Linked DNA regions of Homo sapiens: region 2 is linked to region 1. A link is a loop called in an ENCODE intact Hi-C map of the cell type or tissue named here. Cell type or tissue: OCI-LY7. All regions are shown on one strand. Each heading gives the region's core, and the rest is flanking DNA. Links, peaks and the distances in the headings are about the cores only.

Region 1 (11,457 bases), core at 2,902-7,901:
TACAGGTTGCATCATAGAAATAATTGAGAGTAACCATGTAAAGCAATTAAGTTCCTGTGGAAAAACTGTATCTTAAAGCTCTACTATATCAAATAATTTTAAATGCTAGTAAGTACAGTCTATTAAATCAATTAAACTCTTTCATATTTATTTGAGTAAAACATATTATCTGAAGGCCTCCATTTCCCTGTTACCCTGTTACAGTTTCTAGAAATCACCACACAAGGTCAGTCTTTGTAATATGCTCTCTGACAGAGCAGAAAGAGTGGCCAAAATGCTTTCATTAGTTTATTGGCAGGGGGTGATCTGAATTAACAATCCAAGTACTAATACTGAGGACTTGCAAATATTGATTAGAATGAAAGCAATACATTAGGTGATTTAAAGTATGGATATGCTTTAGTAGTGGAAAAAGAATTGCATTTGGATCATGGGCAGCCAAATGGAAGAGGAAAAGAAAAAGAACGACAAGAATAATAAATAAAGAGAAGTTCCATGACATATCACTTAGATATGTTGTATTTCTAAAGAGATGTCAACCTGCATATTCATCTGAAGAAAAAAACAAAAGCCTACAATTTAAACAGAAAGAAAAGCAGCTCTTTGGCAAGAAAAACTTAGTGCTAAGCCTTTAACATGAAATCCAGATAGAGGATCAAATCTTCATGGCTAACCCCATAAAATCTAACAAAAAATGTGTTCCAGAGGGTTTGATCTAATAATTTGCAGCCTTTTAGGCACAGACGTTCCTATGATTTGAACACAACTTTAGGTTCTATATTTGGAAACCTATATTACTATGGTCTATAAACCAAGGATTCTAAAAAGAACAAGATGGAAATTATAGTTATAAACTATATAATTATAAAATAACCATTTAAACTGTGAGAAAAATATACTGTCCTTGTTAAAAAAAATAAAAAATAAAAAGCTTAGCAGAGTTAAAAGATCCTGTGGGGGCCGGGCGTGGTGGATCATGCCTGTAATCCTAGCACTTTGGGAGGCTGAGGTGGGCAAATCACGAGGTCAGGAGTTCGATACCAGCCTGGCCAACATGGTCTCTACTAAAAACACAAAAAATTAGCTGGATGCAGTGGTGGGTGCCTGTAATCCCAGCTACTTGGGAGGCTGAGGCAGGAGAATTGCTTGAACCCAGGAGGCAGAAGTTACAGTGAGCCAAGATCGTACCACTGCACTCCAGCCCAGGCGACCGAGTGAGACTCCACTCAAAAAAAAAAAAAAAAAAAAAGAAAAGAAAAGAAAAGAAAAAGAAAAAAGAAACAAGAAGTCCTGTAGGACATGTAGAACTGAATTAAATTTCCAACTGCTCTATCTATATGCTTTGTGATCGTGAAAGAGTCCATTAGCAGATCAGAAACACAACATTCCCATACAAAAAATAGGAGTGATAAAATACTATGTCATAGAACACTTGGAATAATTAAGATTTCATATGCAATATAATTAGCACAGATTTTGACATATAAAATGATGTACTAAGTAGTCCAATAATTATAATAATTTATTAGTAATTTTATCCTAACACTTAAGCTAAACACTTTTCCAATAATCCTAATTTGAACCTTCTATAACAGTAGGTAGAATTGAACTATTCTGATATTCTCTAGAACTCATTTTAAAAGACCACATTTGTATTTTGGCTTCTTAAAATCTGTTTGGAGCATTTTAAATTAAATTAAAATATACCGTGATTGAATCACAGTTGTACAAACTCTCATCAACACACACACACACACACATATACCATATATATTGTGCTTTTCATTTCAAAGCATGATAAATAAGAAATGGAGATCAATAAGTCCTTGTAAGCCTCCTGGGGATTTGTGTGATCTAGAAATGAGGATCTTGCTTAAAATCATCTTAGAGAGGGTCTTTTTAAAAGTCATTTTAAAGTCTGCTTTTTGTTTGTATATTTTTTACTTGGACTGATTTTTAAAACAATTCCAATTTATAAAACACATCAAGACACATGCTGAGAAACAAATTGGGTGAGTTGTGAGCCACGTCTGTGTAGCCACAAGGCCTGCTACACTGCACATCTCACCTCCTGCAGCCTTCACTTTATTAGTCTCTTGTACGTACCCATCTATTATCCAGCCCCATATTAAACACTGGCAGAAGTTAAAAGGAGTTTTAAAATATATTAACATACAATGCATTTTTTACAATGTGCCTGTAAACCATTCCATTAATCTCTGGAAAATTTAATAAAACCCTATGTAGTTTTAGAGCTGAAAATTTCTCTCCCATCATGTTAAAAGTATATATTTTTAAACAAGTGTTCCTTTACAATATAAATATTGCATAGATGATTAACTGTGCACTCTCTCTTTAGAAAATAAATCAAAATGCTAAAATCTACCAGTTATCTCAGATCAATGTTCAGATGTTCAGATGCTCTGGCGTAAAAGAAGTAATTTATGAGACTGACCCACCCACTGTCAAGGAAAAATGAGTTTGAGTGGAATGCCTCATGGAGGAACTTTGCTCAGCTAAAAATGTATGTGAAAACACTGAGCATAAAATGAAGTCAAGAAGAAGGAAAAGAATCCAGATGGAGATGACTATTTAAAAAATTAGACCAGAAAAAAAAACAGTCAAATATTTAGGATAATGAATTAATACAATGTACTTTTGGATTATTGATACGTTTATTTTCTTAATTGTGCCAGTGGTTCACAGTTTTGTATAAATATGTCAAAACTTTCAGATGGTATAATTTAAATTTGTACAATTTACTGTATGTCAGTGATACCTCAAGAAAACTATATAAACACAAACTAAAAGAAAATACAAAAGACAATAAAACAAAACAAAAATAACAAATAAAACATCCCAAATGCTTAGAAATTAAATTCTTAATAATACTTTAGTTATAGAAGAAATCATAATGGAAATTAGAAAATATTCTAAATAGTTATGAAAATATTATACGTAAAAATATGATATAAAACTAAAGCACTACTTTTAGGAAAATTTATAGAATTGAATAAATGTAAAAGAAAGGAAGCTAAAAAAATCAACAAAATCAACAAAACATAATTAATGTGGAAGTTAGAAACTATTAAAGAAGAATAAAAATCAAAGAAATAGAAAACATAAAATGAAGAACTCCCCATAAATTTTAAAGCTCAGACTTTGAAAATCTTAATAAAATCAAGTAATACCTTACAAAAAATGTATCAAGGAGAAAGAAGGCAAAACACAGTGTGATGGTTAATACTGAGTGTCAACTTGATCGAAGGATGCAAAGTATTGATTCTGGGTGTGTCTGTGAGGCTGTTGCCAAAGGAGATTAACATTTGAGTCAGTGGGCTGGGGAAGGCAGACCCACCCTTAATTTGGGTGGGCACCATCTAGTCAGCTGCCAGTGAATAGAAAGCAAGCAGAAAAACATGAAATGGCTAGACTGGCTTAGCCTCCCAGCCTGCATCTTTCTCCCATGCAGGATGCTTCCTGCCCTTGAACATCAGACTCCAGGCTCTTCAGCTTTGGGACTCAGACTGGCTTCCTTGCTCCTCAGCTTGCAGATGGCCTATTGTGGGACCTTGTGATCATGTGACTTAATACTACTTAATAAATTCCCAAATATACATATATATATATATATATATATATATATATATATATATATGAGTTTATTTTTACAAACTATGTAATATTTATAATAGAAGATATATATATATATATATATATATATATATATATATATATATATATCCTATTATTTCCATCCATCTGGAGAGCCCTGACTAATACACACAAATTGAAAATATCAGAAATTCTAGCAACCAATTGAAAAAAATATTGAATGATACTATTTATAAAAAGATAAAGACATAAATACCTAGAAATAAAAATAAAGTGGTATAAGAGCTCTAAAAACAAAACAAAAAACATATAAATCACTTTTGGGAGAAATTAAAAACTAATTAGGAATAAGCTATATGATTTTAAGAGTTAATATTAAAAATGTTGTTTTAAAACTGATACATAGATTTAGTGCAATTCAAAACAAATTTCCAGTAGTTTATTTTATGAAAATGAATACATGGATTGTCTAACTTACATGAAAATGCAAAAAAAAGAATAACAAAGACAATTATGATGCAGGAGAACTTAGAACACTAAGTATTTCATCTTCATGTAATTACAGTGTGAATGAACAGTGAGGTATGGGTACAGATAGAGATAAACTCATCAATAGAATAGAATATAAAGAGGGACACCCACACATATATAGTCAGTTGATTGTAACATAATACAAAAAATTAACAAAAGAAAAGGATAATTTGACAAATTGAACTTAAAGTTAATTAAAATTTTATATCTTAAAAGACATCATTAAGGGTTAGAAAAGGCAAAAAATCAAGAAAAGATTATAGTTAAATGTTTGTGTATACACACACACATATATGTATATATAACAAATATTAAAAATTTATAAAAGATGTCTCAGGTCAACAATATCAAGATAAATAACCTGATAAGAAGATAGGCTACAGACTTGGGCAGGTGCTTCAAATAAAAGCCATCCAAATAATGCATAAACATGTGAAAAGATGTTTAACCTCATTCATCATTGGGCAAACAAATGTTACAACAATGAAATCCCACTGTATACTTACTGGAATAACTAAAATATAATAAAATACTAATATTTCCAAGTGTTGGTGAGGATATGGAACTCTCATATATTGATGGCAGGAATGTGACTTGGAACAATCCCTTTAGACAATTATTTGGCAGTATTTACTGAAGCTAAACATACATATATTTTATAAAGTAGCAATTCTATAATATATTGTATTACCTAATAAGATGCTTGCATGTGTCCATCAAAGTACATGCAAAACTATATCATCATGATTTATAATAACTAAAATGTCCATCAATATTAAATATAGTGTGGCATATTCATATTATAGGATGCTTCATGTCAATAAAAATAAACTGAAATTATGTGTGACAACACTGATAAATCTCAGTAACATAATGATAAGCAAAAACGCTATATTCAAATGTTACATACAATAAGATTTTATGTATATGCATTTCAGAAGTAGGCAAAGATAATTAACGGTGTAGTTCAAAGGGGGTAACAGATGATGGTAGAGGTAATGACTATGAAACAAACTTACCATGTTATGTTTTCAATGAGTAATAGTATATACAAATGTCAGGAATGGAACATGCCTTTTCTCTCTTTACTTTCTAATTTATTTTAAAATCAAGTTTTCTAAACTAGAGATTTGCCTTTGCCTGGTGGTAACAAATGAAGAGTATTTAAGAAAGGTTCTGAAAGAAATATGATCAAATATGCAAGCCCCACTGATCCAAAGCTACCTTGTTGAAAAGACATCTCACAAATCTGAATCAATGCATATGGATTCAGAACAATACAAGTCAGATTCACTTAAATTGTCCATCTTTTATTCCCCTTTAAATCAAATATCAATAACCTTGGGGAGGTGATGCTGGCATTCAAATTAAATGACTTCTGGTTTTTCATGTTGTAGACCCGTTTATAATCTTCCCTCGTCTCAATTAGCCAAATAGGGAAGAAGAGATATTATTAATTATCTTATCGATCCACTTGTCACCTGAATAAAGTAGAAACATAGTGATTTGTTTTGCTTAATATGACCTCAGGAATCACAGCAAAAATAGTCAAGCTCCCAACTGTGCTCATTCTCTGCTACAAACTAAATTGTATACCCAGGCCTGTTACCTCTCCTTCCCCCTTATCTTTTATTATGTGTTACACAGGGTGTAATTTTGCTAAAACAAGCCCTTTAATTATACATTGCCAAAAGTGTCACCTACTGTTAAACGATTCCTGTGCTGCAGACAGAAGAAACCATGAACCCTGCAAGGTTCTGAAGTTTCCATTACGTGCACAGACCCCAAGAACAGCTGTTAACAAATCTGTTGGTGGTTTTGTGTAAAAAGCAGCCAGGCTGTGCTCCTGCTGTACTTTTGGTCAGAGAAAGCAATTTGCATTTTGACAGGCTTCGTGGGCAGAAGAAAAAACAGCACAGGTATAATAATAGCTCTAAATGAAAGATTTGGAGCAATGTTTTACTAATATTGAAAGTTTCCTTAAATAATGAGCAGCAATTAGAGAAAAATTATCTCAGGAGAACAGCAATATTAAGACTGTTTACTGATAACATAGACGAGAGTATTATTTTAAGGAACTTTAAGAAAAAGACGTGTGATTTAATATTTTATTAGACTGTTTAACATAAATTTTATCAAAATGAAACAGAAGATAAACTTAGGTAGTAATGTAGAGCAATTTTTCCTTTAAGAAAACTTAATAATTATTTCAGTTCTCCATTCTCTTACGTTATAAAATCTTTATCTATTTTGAACCTATTTTCCCACATACTTTTAAACTGTAATAACTTACATGTAAATATAGAGTATATGTATTGCTGCCAACCAAAATACTTAACTCTGTATTGCAATTGCTGCTCTGTTTTACGATTAGACCTTAAACATAGTGATCTAGAATTGAGCATGGGCCTTGCTGAATTTAAATACTAAGTCTAAATTTACTGTCTGCATTACCGTACTTAAATTATTTTACTTTAAGTTCCTCATTAAGTAATATAATACCTTCAAAAAATTTTACATTGAACACAGATCTCAAAATAAAATAATTTACATTTATAAAATGTTAATAAGAAAGTAATGCTTTATTACTGTGATAGAAGTTGATTGTATTTATCAATATTTGGTTTTTCTCTGCTTGCTGGACATACTTAAACACATTCTACAGACATTTTGCTTCTGAATGGGACCACAAGACACAATTCTGGCTAATGGAATGTGTGTTGCAGAATGGTGTGCCACTCCCAGAGCTGACCAAAAAAGCAGTCTTAAAAACACTCTCTTCTCTCCAAGGCCCTAGAAATAGCAGACACAATACAAGGTGGGGTCTCCCTAATCAGAGCTTGGAAAATAGTTGGGTACAAAGGCCACACAACAAGGATCAAATGTATTGGACTTCACATAAATGAGAAATAAAATTGCCCAGGAGATTTTGAGGATAACTTTTTTTAAGTTACCCTTTGCTAACTGACGTTATTATGTAGATATTTAAGCAGAATATGCATCTATTTCTAAGAAAATATTCACTCTATATTAACTTCCTTAACCCATCAGGATGTTTTTTGTTGTTGTTATTGTTTTGTAGAAAAGCCAGAGAATTTAAACGCTCATGTAATAAATATTCTAGATGAGAAACTTCAAAAACAAGTACTAAAAAATAGTACTTTAACAACCGAAGAAATGCATAATTATTTTAAGTCTCTAAAATCTTATCCTAACTATCTGTTACATAATATTAAATAAGCAGATGATTTTAAGGAGATAGTTTTATTCTATTTGCATGTTTGTTGAGAATCCATGCTATGCTGTGTTGGGGTCAGAAAACAAGACCCTAAAATGAAGGACTCAGAAGCAACCTCACAAGTAAACGTTTTTCTCTGACCTTCTCCTGTTCTGCTGCTTCTCAGTCCCATTCTCTCCAGAGGCTAGCTGTAGAAACTAGACTCCCTCTTCCCTAGGGCAGGCCATTGAAACCAGAACTGCTTTTCCCCAAAGACAACCATAAAACCTAAAAACATTACTCCAACTTTCCCTCCATCTTTCTGTGTAAAAAGTGGCCATAAAGAAATTATCCGACCTACCTTCTTTGGCTGTAAGTCATAACACCCCATTTCCAGAAAAAGTCCTGCCCCCACTCAGAAAGGAGAAAACATGCATAGAGAGGCCAAGAAGAATGTAAACAGACAGGCCTTGCTGGGCTTCTCCTCTGTCTATTAACATTAGATCATATGCTTTGTATACAATTATATATCTACACAGCTGTCCATACTTTGTTGAACCTAAGCAAATAAATAGACTATTTCCCCCTATATCTCTGTGTCTTCATTTTGAAAGCTCTCATGTATACATGTTAAATAAATTAGTATGCCTTTTCTCCAATTTATCTGTTTTCTGTGAGTTGATTTGTCAGCAAACCTGCAGAGGGCCAAGCAGAACTTTCCCCTTTCCCCTTACAGCTGTTATTGTTAGGTACAGAGAAAGATGTAAATCTTTCCTCTGTAAAAATAAAAACAAAAATGGCTTATAAGTAAGTGTACTACTGATAGGTATTTAATTATCAATAAATAGTGTGTTAACTCTATAATTCTTGAGTATATGGTATCTTTCAGACTAAAACTCAATCTCTTTGCTCGTAGTTTTATTATGATATTCTAATCTAGTTGTAATATGATATATTGGATTAATATAGCTAAGCATAATTATTTTATAAAAAGGTTTCAGATAAAGTAATACATACATATTTAAAATATTTTCTTGGAAAATGAACTACAAAGCAATATGCGAAAGTGGAAACAGCTTTCTTGGATAAAACTTTTAAAATAATACTTCTTAAGTATGATGTAACATTTTTTTCTAACATAGCTCTATGTTGACTAGACAATATATTTAGAAGATAAAAAGATAATGATTTATTTTAGTGACTCTCTGTCTGACTAACACATTTCTCATTTACACATTTTCCTTGAAGCTCTCAAAACAGCAGCAGCCGCTACAAGGCCCTGAGATTTCCAAGGCGTACATCTGCATGGCCACAGATTTCATCTCCCTCCCATCTAATTACTTTGTTTTCTTTTTGTCTTCTGCTAATCTCTGTCGATCTAACTTTCTAACATCTCACAGCTCAATACATTCTTTTTGCCTCCAACTTGGTCTTTTTACCTGTGAATCACTTCCCCACTGAAGGTCTAACATCTTAGTCCCACAATGAGTACAGTTTTTTAGAAATGATATTTCCAAATTGCCTGTGGCAAACTCAAAGCTTGGCATGTGATCCTTTTCAATGCTGCAGCTTTGAGAAATATATAAAGGATCTTAATAAGCTTTGCTTTTGTGTAAATTCAAGCTGTAGTATGGATAGGAAGTTCCCAGTTGGTTCAGAGACATCCTAACTGATATTGAAAATACAAACAGTTAAGCCAGCAGTATGAGGTAGGCCAAAGATCAAGACAGAACAGATGGGTCTAGCGAGAGTTTAGTTCAGACAGTTGAGGATCAAAATGGCATAAATCCATATGAAGTGCAGATCAATCAGGTAGACTGAATAAACAAAGAGGAAAAAAAATCCCCAAAAGTCAAGCCATTGAAGCTATCTTAATACATACTAAGCAAATATTTCTAAAATTTCATTTAATATAAAGAATCACATAGTAGCCTTTCCTTCTCTTCATTGCCAGACTTCTTCAAAGTTCTATAAAATAGTCTACCTTTATATTTTCAACTCTTATTTACTCACTTCATCATCTCTTTACAATCAAATTTCTGTCTCCACTGCCCTATAGAGATTTCTTCCTTTAGGGCCAAGAATAGACTTTTAATTGAGAGCTAATTGTTTCTATGCCTTCAACTTTGGCACTGCTTACTCACCCTTTTATTAATAAAATGCTTAGCAGTGAACTCTTAGCCTCAGTGGAATCATTTTTTTTCTGGTTTTGATTCTATGTTACAAACTTGTGCCTCCATTAGTTTTTAAATTACTTTTTCATTAGCTGAATCAGACTATATTTCAATGTGCTTGTAAAAACTGTTACCACCTCACCTCTTAAAACACTTGTTCTCACACCATATGCTTCGGATTTACAGTGCTTCTTCTATTTGCTTGTACATGACCTTGTTATGGGCCATCCTCTCTGTCTAAGGTGTCTTTTGTACTTTTTATCTGGTTAAATACTACTGGCCAAGACAGAATTAACATTTCTCTCATCTTGACTAAACTTTAGACGGGCATCCACCCCTCCCACATAGTCACCTGTAGAATTCAGGTGGCCTAACCACAGAGACCTTACCTCCCTTTTCTTAGCACATTTACTTTAGAACATTTGTAGCTGCAACTTTTTTCCTCTGCCCATTTGAGATGCAAATCCTTTAAAAAGCCTCCTTGCCAGTTGTACAACCCAGGACTATCTATCTCAACTACCTGAAGGCAATCCCCTTGAAATGTAATTATCAAAAATAAAAAATAATACCCCTTATCTCTCAGTCTCTGTGGAAGGATGGGGCTACTGTTGGTAGGAGCCTTTCTCGAAGTTGTAAAACTCCCTGCTGTCATAAAGATGCGAAAGAGCTTACCTTTCCTTTGGGTAAGGCCAATTAGCAAATACAGGTGGCCTGTGATCCTCCTATAGGAAATGGCCCCTGAAAGAGGCTTCGTCTTCAGAAAGGGAAACCTTCAGACCACAGCAGCTCTGTTAGAAGGAGACTAAGATGGGTTTTACCATCCTGATCATACTCACCTCTCTTTCTCTAATGTCCTGTCAATACATATCTGAAAGTCAGAGGTTCAGAGAGCCTGATGCAGGTCACATACCCACAGAGCTAGGTGGAGAAGGATAGATAGTAGACATAAAGAACCTAATAAAAGATTTTTTATATATGTATCTATGTTTATGTATATGTATATATGTATATGAATATATGTATATGTATATTCATATACACACACACATAAATATTTATATCCCAGTTTGTAAGCTAGTTGAGTCATTCATCAATCTACCCACTCATCCCTTCAAAGGACGTTTTTTTTTAATGTGATTGGCAATATATTAGGTCCTGGAGATTAAAAAAGAAATCAATACAGCATTAAAATAATGATTGCATTGAATTGCTACTACAGAAACATTTCCAAGTATTGTGGAATTTTAGGAAACAAAGGTACAGAAGCAGTAAAATTTTTATTGTCATTTGCTTTAAGGCTTATAAATAAGCACATTGCCAAAAAAGAAGTGGAAGCAAGGCTTGATGGATGTGAGTGGTTTCGTGTATCTGGACTATAAAATCTGTGAAAAAGATAGAGAGGAAAGATGTTGGTAAAATAATAGCAAGCTAGCTAGCTAAATAGATAAGTGGATAGATAGATAGATAACAGAAAATCACCGTGGAGACCAAGAAAGGAATGATTACAGTAATTACCCAATAGTGTCCTAACTGTGGAACACTCAAAAAAGTAAGACTGAAAATTGACCTTTGAGTTTTTGATTGTGAAAAGAGTATTATTGATCTTCACAAGACTTGCAGGTGGAAAATTATAAAAGGTTTAGATTTTATTCAAACCTGAAGAAATCTAACTACTTATTACATAAAAAACTCAAAAAGATAAATGATGAAAAGGAAGAATTACCTTGAATTGAAGTATAATGTTGAGTTAAAAAATGAACTGTTTTTCCTCTGCTCTCACACAACAATCAACACAGAACACTTCTGGGACCAAGTATCTGGGGATTTTTCCCCACCAGCAAGCAAGCAATTGATTCTGCAGTGGACACCAGCTGGGTGTTCTCCAATTCCACACTATCTACTGGGAGATAGCATCAGACC
Region 2 (11,457 bases), core at 3,318-8,317, 170 kb after region 1:
CAAATGATTAGCATCTAATCACATGTTCTGAATATTTGGGGGATGCTTTCACTCTCAACACTGACAAATGGGAAATATCTTATTGAATATTTTACCTACAAACAATTCATATGCCACTCAGAATGTCTTTTACCTAATCTTAGATTTTTTTCCTTCACAATTAATAATAGAATCTAAGTCAAAAGGAGGATGGAAAATTTTCTACCTATCAATCATTCTCCAAGTTTTCCACCTCATAGCATAATTATTAAATGAGATTATACACATGAAAGCACTTTGAAAAGAGCTAGGCAAATGTGAATTATCATTTTCAGAAATTTCTGCTAAATTTTAGCTCTGCTTCCTAACTAGATGAATAACTTTGGGACATTCCTACAGTGATTCCCAGAATCAGGAGACCTTTTTTCCCTTTAACTCTTGATGTGGCTGGGTCTTTCTTGCACCTCATATCTTAACTTCCTGGTCACCACCTCAGGGAGAGTTTCCATGACTCCCCAAACAAAATACTTTCCTCTTATTATTCTCTTTCTGGAGCCCTATTTCTTTCTTCACAAGACTTAGCACAGTTTGTAATACTTAAATCCTAACTGATCCCTTCACCTGGAGAAAGCTTTATGAAAAGTGTCTTTGTAATTTGTTACTTTGCTTATAGAACTCTAATTTTCATGAGGAAAGAAACCATGCCAATTTTATTCAATAACGTATCGACAACACTAATCACAAGGCCTGGCTCAGAACATTTGCAAAGTGAGGACAATAATAATTCATTAGTTACGTCAAAATATTGTATAATGATCAAAAGAGATTATTTACATAAAAATGCCTCCCACTCTTATAGAAACAGGCAAATTTAAGGTGCTGTGATTATCTTGAGGAATTAAAAGTTTACCAACAACCTTCAATGTGAGGCACAAAGAGTATAGAATTCCTGGACCAGCAAATAAGTAAGTTTTATCATTCTGGTTTTTGTCTTAAAATACCAGTGTGGAATGATGGGAGAATACCAAGATCATGTGGACAATACCTTTCTTAAGATTAGAGGTAGGTAGATGAAAGGCAGAGGAGACCTACAACCAAAGCTAGACCACCGGCCACTACTGCTCATTTTGCCTTTGACGTTACATGACTCAGAGTGGAAAAAAAAAGTGTTCCCCAAAGCACAAATAACAGTTAATGTGAGTATAGCTATTTCATGAAAAAATGAAATGCAACCTGGTACCCTATAGTCTCCTCAGTTAGAAAATGACTTATTATGCTTTTTTTTAACTTTTATTTTATGTTCACAGGTGCATGTGCAGGTTACTTTTTAGATAAACTTGGATCACAGGGGTTTGTTGTACGCATTATTTCATCACCTAGATACGGTGCCTAGTACCCAATAATTATTTTTTCTGCCCCTCTCCCTCATCCCACCCTCCTTCAGATATGAATACCTTATAGGTTTTCATTCTTTTCATACCTGAATCATCTTTGGTGGACTACTTCTGATAGCTTTGTATGTTTCATATTTGTACAGACAGCAAAAATTGAACATTTTCAACATCTGTATACAATTGCTCAAGACTTTGGCTTTATCACTGAGTCTTCATCAAAGAAGTTTGTGTAGTTGTTTTTTCTGTTAATTATCATATGGTTTTACACCAATTTAGGACTACTGTTGCTATCTGGTAGCACCAGAAATGGATTTTTCTCTATTTTATATTCTGTAGCAGAAAGGAGAGAAATACAAGGAATTACACAAAATATTCTGCATTTTGGAGGGCGGAAAACAATTTATACATTGTTCAGGACTACAAGATTAATGAGGACTACATCCTTTTAGGTTTACTTCCTGTGTTATAATCACATTTATCATATGCTATCCCTAGCTGAACATACAGGAAGTTGTATTTAAATTTTTATTTCTATTTATATGCTGGCAGATGTAGATATTTTAGTCAAAATCAAATGCATATTCTAAGGCAAGGCAGCAGAATTAAATACAAGGAACGGAGATATTACTTGTGGTTTGTATGAACAGGCGATGCTTGTTTGAGATGGTGGATGGTGGTATTTAGTCTGGAATGTGAAGACTAGTGTGATCTCAACAACTATATATCAAAATGAGAAATATTTTAGGCAAATGAAATAAATATCTGACATTTTCTTTTAAGTAAATACAAGCAGTCCAAATTATTACATGCAGAAGCGTAGAAATAAAGAAGGCCATAAAGGTAATTTGAGTTTGGATATGGAAGTTCTTTACCATTATGTGAAAACATAACATTTAAAAAAAGAAACAGTGGATCCTGACCAGGTTTTGAGCAACAGATTGGAATGATTAAGACTTTGGCAAAATCAGCCTTGCAGGTATAAATTAAAGTACAAACAAAATCATAGAATTCAGATTTTTGAACAGTCAAGAGATCAAGCAATAGGACTAGATAAGAATACCTAAAACAAGAATTGTGGCTGTTCAAACCATCTAAGACAGAAGAAGTCCAAAAAGACATTTTGTTAGGAATATAAAGCTCAAAGACTGTATGAAAATAGATACACAATGTCATAAATTTGCTGAAATAATGATGTGCTCCTAAATGAGGCATTTAAATTTTTCATCAGCTGACAAATGATAGCAATTTAACAATGACGATTAACTGAGGTAAAGTCAATGGCAATTTAACTTTGCATTCTGAGAAAGACGTAATTGAAAATATACAAGAATAGCATATATAAATTAATTGAGATAATATGATAAAAATGGAAACACCTCTAGACTAATCAGGAGATATTTTCTCACAAGGCAGCATGCTTCTATGGAATTGGGTTCACTATTTGCAACATAATAAATATGGGTAGGCTATTTCACACAGCTTCTTCCAGCTTTCTTAAATTCTAAGACTATGACTCGGACATGAACAGACACTTCTCAAAAGAAGACATTTATGCAGCCAAAAAACACATGAAAAAAATGCTCACCATCACTGGCCATCAGAGAAATGGAAATCAAAACCACAATGAGATACCATCTCACACCAGTTAGAATGGCGATCATTAAAAAGTCAGGAAACAACAGGTGCTGGAGAGGATGTGGAGAAATAGGAACACTTTTACACTGTTGGTGGGACTGTAAACTAGTTCAACCATTGTGGAAGTCAGTGTGGCCATTCCTCAGGGATCTAGAACTAGAAATACCATTTGACCCAGCCATCCCATTACTGGGTATATACCCAAAGGACTATAAATCATGCTGCTATAAAGACACAGGCACATGTATGTTTATTGCGGCATTATTCACAATAGCAAAGACTTGGAACCAACCCAAATGTCCAACAATGATAGACTGGATTAAGAAAATGTGGCACATATACACCATGGAATACTATGCAGCCATAAAAAATGATGAGTTCATGTCCTTTGTAGGGACATGGATGAAATTGGAAATCATCATTCTCAGTAAACTATCACAAGAACAAAAAACCAAACACCGCATATTCTCACTCATAGGTGGGAATTGAACAATGAGAACACGTGGACACAAGAAGGGGAACATCACACTCTGGGGACTGTTGTGGGGTGGGTGGAGGTGGGAGGGATAGCATTGGGAGATATCCCTAATGCTAGATGAAGAGTCAGTGGGTGCAGCGCACCAGCATGGCACATGTATACATATGTAACTAACCTGCACATTGTGCACATGTACCCTAAAAGTTAACATATAATAATAATAAATAAATAAATAAATAAGACTATGACTCAAGAAATGAGGACTTCAAATTAGGTAGTTTCTAAGATTGCTTCCAGCTGTAAAATTACATTATTCTATACATCTAGATTCTTACATCTTTAATTTTTTAATTTACAGTTTTCTTAATAATTAGATTTACCAATAATTGGATTAAATTATATTGACTTTTTTGGTGGTATGTATATCTATGTATGTGTGTGTGTTTGTGTATATGTGCATATATATATATATATGTGCAAATGTATTGAGGTAATTTTTTCCTAACAGTAAGTTTAATCACTAACCCCCATAGTTTTATTGTATTGTAATTGACATGTGTTGAACTACACATATTTAGCTATACAGTTTGATATATTTTTACAAATGCATATGCCTGTGAAACCATTAGTACACTCCAGATAATGAAACATTCATCACATTAAAGAGTTTCCTTGGGACCCTTTAAAGATGTCCCTCCAGTCACTGTTTACTCCATCCCCAGGCAACCACTAAACAACATTCTGTCACTATTCGTAAATTTTTATTTTCTAGAAATTATGTAAATAAAAAACACAAAATATGTACAGTTGACCCTTGGATAATATGAGCTTGCACTTCACAGGTCCACTTGTACATGGATTTTTTTAAAACAAAATTTACACTGAATATTCCTGTCTGCCTCTCCTGCTTCCTCTTCCACTTCCTTTACCTTTTCTGCCTCTGCCACCCCAGGACAAAAAAAACAACTTCTCTTTCTCTTCCTCCTTGGTCTACCCAACATAAAGACAACGAGGATGAAGACCTTTATGGTGATATATTACATATAACAGGCAAAATATGTGTTAATTGACTGTTTATGTTATTAGTAAGGCTTCCAGTAAATAGTGGGCTATTAGTAGTTAAGTTTTGGGGAAATCAAAAATTATACATGGATTTTTTTACTGCACAGGGGGTTGGTTCCCTTAACCCCTGTGTTATTCAAGGGTCATCTCTACTTCTTTTCGGTCAGGCCTCTTCGCTCAGCATAATTATTTTGTGATTCATCCATCTTATAGCATGTGTCAATATTTCATTCCTTTTCATTGCTAAGTAGTATTCCATTGCATGGATATCGCATGAATATACCACAGTTTGGTACATATTCACCTTCTGATGAACATTTGGTTTGTTTCCGGTTTTGGAATATTACAAATAAAGCCTCTAGGAACATTTATATACAAGAGTTTTTGTACATATGTAGTTGCAGTGTTTTCAGCAAGAAATCTGTCATCCTTATGTTTGTTCCTGTGCACATAATGTATCTATAACTACTTTCAAGAGTCTGTCTTTATTGCTGGATGTGAGCAATTTTATTATAATTTACCTTTGTGCAGTTCCCTTCCTATTTCTTGTGTTTGGGGTTCATTGGGATTTTTAGATCTATGGGTTTATAGCTATGATCAAATGTAGATAAATTTTGATATTGCTTCTTCAAATATTTTGTTTCCTAATCCTCCTTTCTCTCTTATTTGCTTCTGCCCCATGGAGGACTCCAAGTATACATATGTTTAGGCTGCTAAAAGTTGTCCAACATTTCGTTGACACTGTGCTCATTTTTGTTTATTTATTTTTATTCTCTTTGCTCGTGGTTTGGATCATTTCTATTGCTATGCTTTAAATTTCACTTCCCTTTTCTTCTGCCACATCAACTCCATTATCAGTGCAGTTATTTTCCACCCCATATGCTGTTGTTTTCATTTCTAGAAGTTTGAGTTGGGATTTTTAAATATATATCCTTCATATCTTTCCTTAAATTTTGGAAAAAATGAAATGAAGTTATAATATTTTAATGTCATCGTTTGCTGATTCTAACATTTCTGACAGTTGTGGGTCAGTTTTTCTCCTCATTTTGGTTTGCATTTTCTGGCTTCTTTAAATGTTTAATGATTTTTGGTTGGATGTCAGAAATTGTTAATCTTGTTATATTTTGAATATGTTTATATTTCTGTATTACAGATTTTTTTTCTAGGAAAAAGTTGTTTGTTGGAAGGGCTTTAAACACTTGGGTTTTTATGGTTTATTAGTCATAAACAGAGTCATGCCCAGTCTAGAGGAAATTACAAGTATTGAGACAAAATTTTTATGAGTACTCTATGCTGTGTACTGTGAATCATGAGATCTTCCAATCTGGCTGGTGCGTACAGGCAATCTTCTAAACCTCGTGTATTGCTGTGTCGTTGTTCCCTCACATCCTTTTGGGAAGTTCATCCCCCAGGCTTGCATAGTTTCTTCATATGCACTCACTCGATGATTAGCTGAATGCTTGAAGAGACTTTCTGTAGTTCCCTGAAATTCTTTCTAACCACAGCTCTCTACTCTCCTGTATGCTCTTTATGAACTCTTCATGTGCTCGAGGCAGAGTTTACTGGGATTTGCCTGTGCATCCTCTCCCTGTGCCCTACTCTGGTAGCTCAAGAGAATAAGCTATATAACTGGGCTCATCTCATGTGTTTCCCATCACTTAGAAATTATCATTCTTCATTGTCTGATGGTCACTTTCTGGAAACCATTGTGTTTGTCCATTTTGTGTCATTTCAGAATAGAAGCAGGTGAGGGTGATGGTAAATTATGTCTATGTTTTATCTATGTTGGACAAAAGCTTTATTTGATTTTTTAGCTTAAGGGTCTCTCAATCTCAAGATTTTTAGGAAGTAGGAAGGATATTCTACTTTCTAAAAAAGTCTCAGTTATGCAGTTAAATATATTGCTATGAATTACCATTTATCTCCAAGTAACAAACTACTTATTAAGGAATATCCATATAAAACCTTTAAACCATACCCACTCTATGTGTTATGTCAAGGTATAATTATCATCATAAAAAATCAGTAGTGTCACCTAGGAGAAGATAACTGGCCACCAAGAGAGATCTTTCCAAGATGGCCTTTAACTTGGTGAACTCAGTAGTGCCTAAAGTCAGTCTCTTTACTTTAATAACTCAGAAAATAAGTCATGTCAATGTGCCTAAACATAGGGTAATTGGGATTTTTAGTTGATGCTGTATATAGAATTATAGGATTCTATGCAGAAATAAACAAATGAAAGCAAAAACAAATGAAATATATATGTGTGTATAATATATGTGTGTATATATAGTATATATAGCATATTTTATGGTAAATATAAAATATATATTTCAAATGTATGTACATATATTTTATATATTTCACATATATTTATGTATATATGTGTGTGCATGTATATATGTGTGTGTATATTTTTCACATATATGTATGTGAAATATATATTTCATACACTATGCATATACACACATATATACACAGTTGTATATTTTTATAATATATACACACAAACATGAAATATATATATATATATATTTCACCTACTATATGTATGCCAGGCTCTGTTAGATACATTGATAATGACATGTCAAAATAATCATTTATGAACTTACAAGGAGAAATATAATTGTCATGAAGATCAAACAGTCATTTTACTCTAATATGTTTGTCCTCTTTCTGTATGTAAGCAACATGAAAAGTCAGTAGCATGCCTAGTGATGAAGAATTTATATGTTAAATGTAATAAAACCAGTTCATTGGAAATGCATTTACTGTGGCAATGTCCATTTTTAAGAACATATTTCCAAATAGAATCAGTGAAGAATATAAATTTGAGTATATAAACATTGACTCAAGTCCTGCCTTGAGTTGTTAAACATTACACTACATCTTAAAACACGATTTAATTTGAAAAAAACTCTTCTCTATGTTAGATTCTGAGTGACATTTGGTTTTAAGATAAAGATCAGTGTGGGCTTTGAAATAATATTGCATTCCAGCTACTAACTAAACTGACTTCCTTAGAACATTTATAAATGTTGTACAAACCATTCTAAGGAATCCCAAACATTACTGTTTGGTTGAGGCTTTATTTTGCACATTTGATTTTAGTGACACAAAGAGAACACTGAATTTGGTTGGCAGACATTATTATCACATTTCATTTCAATGGTATAATTTGTAAAGCCCATTCAAGCTTTTCTATATTTCATTCTACAGCATTAAGAAACTTCATAATTTTCTTAAATCAGTTGCATACATCTGCATGCCACAGTCTTTTTGTGGATCAGATTGACTTTTTTGTATTTAGAGATAATGTTACTGGATACTAAAGAGGCTTAAAAGAATGTATTTGTCCAGAAGTTCCCTTTATACCACCCAGAACTCTTCCGCCTTTGTAGTAGCCATGCAACAGTAGCTAACTAGCTTGATTTTGCTTGAGGAAATCTGCCTTTATGCCACTTAGAGAAAATTACTCTTAACCATGTTGTAAAAATAAAAGTATAAAAAAACTAACTTCCATTCAAATTGCTATCCTATAAAAAGATTATTGTGTACTTTGGAAATAGTTTTATTTGATGAGGGGAAAATGTACAATGTTTGGCAGAAATTAGCTATCAAACATTTCAGATAATTTACTGAGAAGTGAAGTTTTCATAAATAATGAGTTGTGTCTTGATGGTGTTATTGTATGGTCACTATTAGACATGATTTCTTTCCAGGGAAGGCTCAGAGAAAGACTACGAATTGAAGAAAGGAACGTGTATCAAACTACATGTTTTTGAGAAAATTAAATTTCCATACTTACATAAGTAATAATAGCAAGGAAATATATATTAATATTACTATATTAACATTTGTTCTTTTTAAACAAATTCTTACAAGAACCTTTAATTAATATAAAAGCTCATATAAAATATACTTATTTTCAACTTGATTATATTTCATCTACAACTTATCTTCTTGTACTTTCACTTTAAATGCTTGAGTTTTATCATTTAGATCATTTAATCTATGTATCTAACATAATACAATAGCAGAACTATAATGTTATAGCTATAATGTTCTGGGCAAGAGGTAAACAAACTATTCCTTAAAGATTTTATTGTTTTCATCAAGCTGACTCAGTATGAATAGAATTTGAAGATGTATCTATAAGAATACAATGCACCATTTTTTAAACATTGTGCTTCTGCTTCTGCCAGCAACTGGCCACTACATGTATTGGAGGCATTTAAGATCATCTAGTTGCACTGTAAGAGCCACTTTTTCCTTCCAGGGAAATAAATATTTCCCTTAAACATATTTTTAAAACAACAGATGAGATCAATAACATTGAAGAAATAATACGAGCATAAAGTCTTTCAGCTTTACTTCTCAAGCTATACTAGAGGAGACTTTAACAAGGTATTGAGACAATAAAAGAGTATAAGGTGAGGAATAATATTAATCTAATGCTTAGCTATTAAAAGTCTACATTATAAAGGCACTCGGTATTGGGATGAATAAGGAAGTACTGTTTGGTGAGCATCCATGATGAAACCTCTCCTAACTTTCCCTAAAAATCCCAGAAGTTAGAAGAAATAAAGGATATCCATTGAAATTTAGAACTGATTAACATAAGGTATTTCTACTAACTGCAAAGATAGACCCAGTTAAGAAAAACAAATCACTCTATATAGAGATGGAGAGCTATCCTTTTATGCTATGAATTACAACTCTCACATTATCAGAGCACGATTTCTCAGATTTCTTTTTAAAGTAAACTTGCAAATATGGTTAAAAATGAAAAGCAAAACTAAAAAATTATATTTTAAGAGGAGAAATAAATTATAGTTATGATTTGATGACAAGAATCTGAGTATCAAATCTCAAAGTATATTAACAAACACAGGTAAAAAGACAAACAATACTAAAATTAAAACATCTTACATACCTTCTAAATCATAGGCGAAGATAAATGGCAGGTAGAGTAAGTCATTGATGGTAAAGAAAGAGGGAGAAAGGATATATCAGAAAGAAAGAAAAGTTCCAGAAATCTATCTTCCCCTCTTTAAATCCAGAGGAAATTACACAATAAATATATTTTTAATGCAAAGTCATGAGAAACACACAATAATCACGAGCAAACTAAGAGAGTGAGGCTATTCTAGATGGCATAAAGCAGATGACTGTAGACTGGGAGCAAAATCTACTTAAAAAAACAGAAGAACATACTACTCCAAATAGAAACCAGAAGGCAGAGAGCATTTAAATACAGAAAAAGACAAAAGAAAGAAAGGAAACATTAACGGCAAGAAAACAACAAAACACATTTATCTCCTAAAAGAACTCTGAAGAGAACCAGGAACAGAAGAAATGAAGGATGAAAAACATGAGACGTTGTCAAAATAAAATTAATTAAATGTAGGTCCCTACACTCAGAGCAGCCAACTTAAGAACAGGAACCAAAGCTAAATCACTCAACACTGCTCTCTAAAGTCATAGTTCTGACAGGACACTCTTAGAGTGACCATGGTTGCTAGGGCCTGATAATCAAAGCAGTGTTTGTGATAATTCATTCACTATATGCAACCTCATATCCAGACTCTCTCTCTCAAATATCACCTGAAAACTTTACTATAATAAAAAAATGATGTCACATAAAGAGCATGACTTGTTACTGCTTAAGAAATACACTCCATCTTTCAAAAAGTAATATGCCTCCTTCTTCACACGATGTAAAAATAAAAGCAATCTTCTATATTTTGAGAAAATGTTGCCACATCAATAAAAGAGACAAATCAATATCAACAAACTGAAAAACTCCAAAGAAACAGAATTAACTTAAGAAAGAGATGGTGTTAAAATGAGTAAAATGGATGTTTCTCTGGTGATTCAAGAAAAATAAACCATATTCTGAAATTAAATGCATGCATCAAAATCAAAAAGAGCAAAACAAAACAAATACCTTCAACACATAAAATTTAAATATTTAGTTTTTATAAAAGATGTTAGATCACTACCTCACACCACACACAATTGCCAGGATGGTTAATAGAATGTCCATCAAGCTGTTTAAAAAAGTGAACTATACAAGCAATAGAAGACTTCAGGTAATGGTGTACTTATTTTTCCTTGCTGTATTTCCAGCATCTAGAAAAGTGTATGACAGAATAGGTGCTCAGTAAATATTTGTTAAAGCCTCAATTTCAATTGGCTATACTTCCCAGAATGCCTTTGTCTCACTATAAAACCAGAAAAGTAAAACCAAAGAAGCTCTGTACTTGGGGACATTCACAGTGATTGGGGGCTAACACTGGGCTGAAAACTTGCAAAAGCTGTGAAAGTTTACACACTGAACTATAAGACCATGGCATCTTATTCTGTTTCAGGAATGCCAATAGCTAAATATAAAACCTATCCTTACCACTACCATGAAGGAGATTGAACTATTCATCTCTACAAAAATTAAATGTACCCAGAGTAAAAATATATTGTTATTTGCTTGTCTCACAAGGAAGAAACTGGCTCACCACCTCAAAATCTGGTGTGAATCTGGTACTCATCCAGAGCCTCCAATCAAATTTTTGGTGTCTTCCTCTTCAAATAAACAGCCAAGGTTCACTTGACTTTTGGGAAAATAATCCATGTAAGAAATTCCAAGGATTACTAAAAAAACAAAATAAAAATAAGCAAAGACAATGTGGACAGCAAAAACAAAACAAATCTTCAAAATCTACAGTATATCTATCCACAAACTAAAACAAAGGATGCTATTAAAAAAACAAAGAACAAAAAGAAATGTAAAATATAGATAATTTTAAAAATGAAGAATAATAAAACAACTCTGAGGAATCATTTATAAAAATTTTAAATTAGATAAAGATACAGATGATTGAAGGGAAAACAGTAGTGAATTAGAGAATC

The links. Hi-C counts contacts between places; a loop is a spot of excess contacts. Peaks named below come from ENCODE experiments on the same cell type or tissue, not always from the same donor. Only the 100,000 strongest peaks of a DNase experiment are listed, where the experiment ranks them.
Region 2: it touches region 1 in a loop (5-fold over the local background); 1 of 110 quality-filtered maps calls a loop at or near these places.

The regions. Positions count from the first base shown.
Region 1 is chr2:155,140,448-155,151,904 of GRCh38, reverse strand. No RefSeq gene overlaps it. Among named protein-coding and RNA genes, the nearest start is that of KCNJ3, 450 kb to the right of the region's middle. RefSeq lists an enhancer at 5,755-5,814. In OCI-LY7, for the core only: a CTCF peak has its summit at 5,887; DNase peaks (open chromatin) are centred at 5,954 and 6,884; H3K4me3 peaks cover 3,916 bases; H3K27ac peaks cover 4,042 bases.
Region 2 is chr2:154,972,822-154,984,278 of GRCh38, reverse strand. All of the region lies in intron 2 of LOC105373696 (a long non-coding RNA gene), which reads left to right. Among named protein-coding and RNA genes, the nearest start is that of KCNJ3, 280 kb to the right of the region's middle. In OCI-LY7, for the core only: no CTCF peak of the experiment used is centred there; a DNase peak (open chromatin) is centred at 5,368; H3K27ac peaks cover 1,328 bases.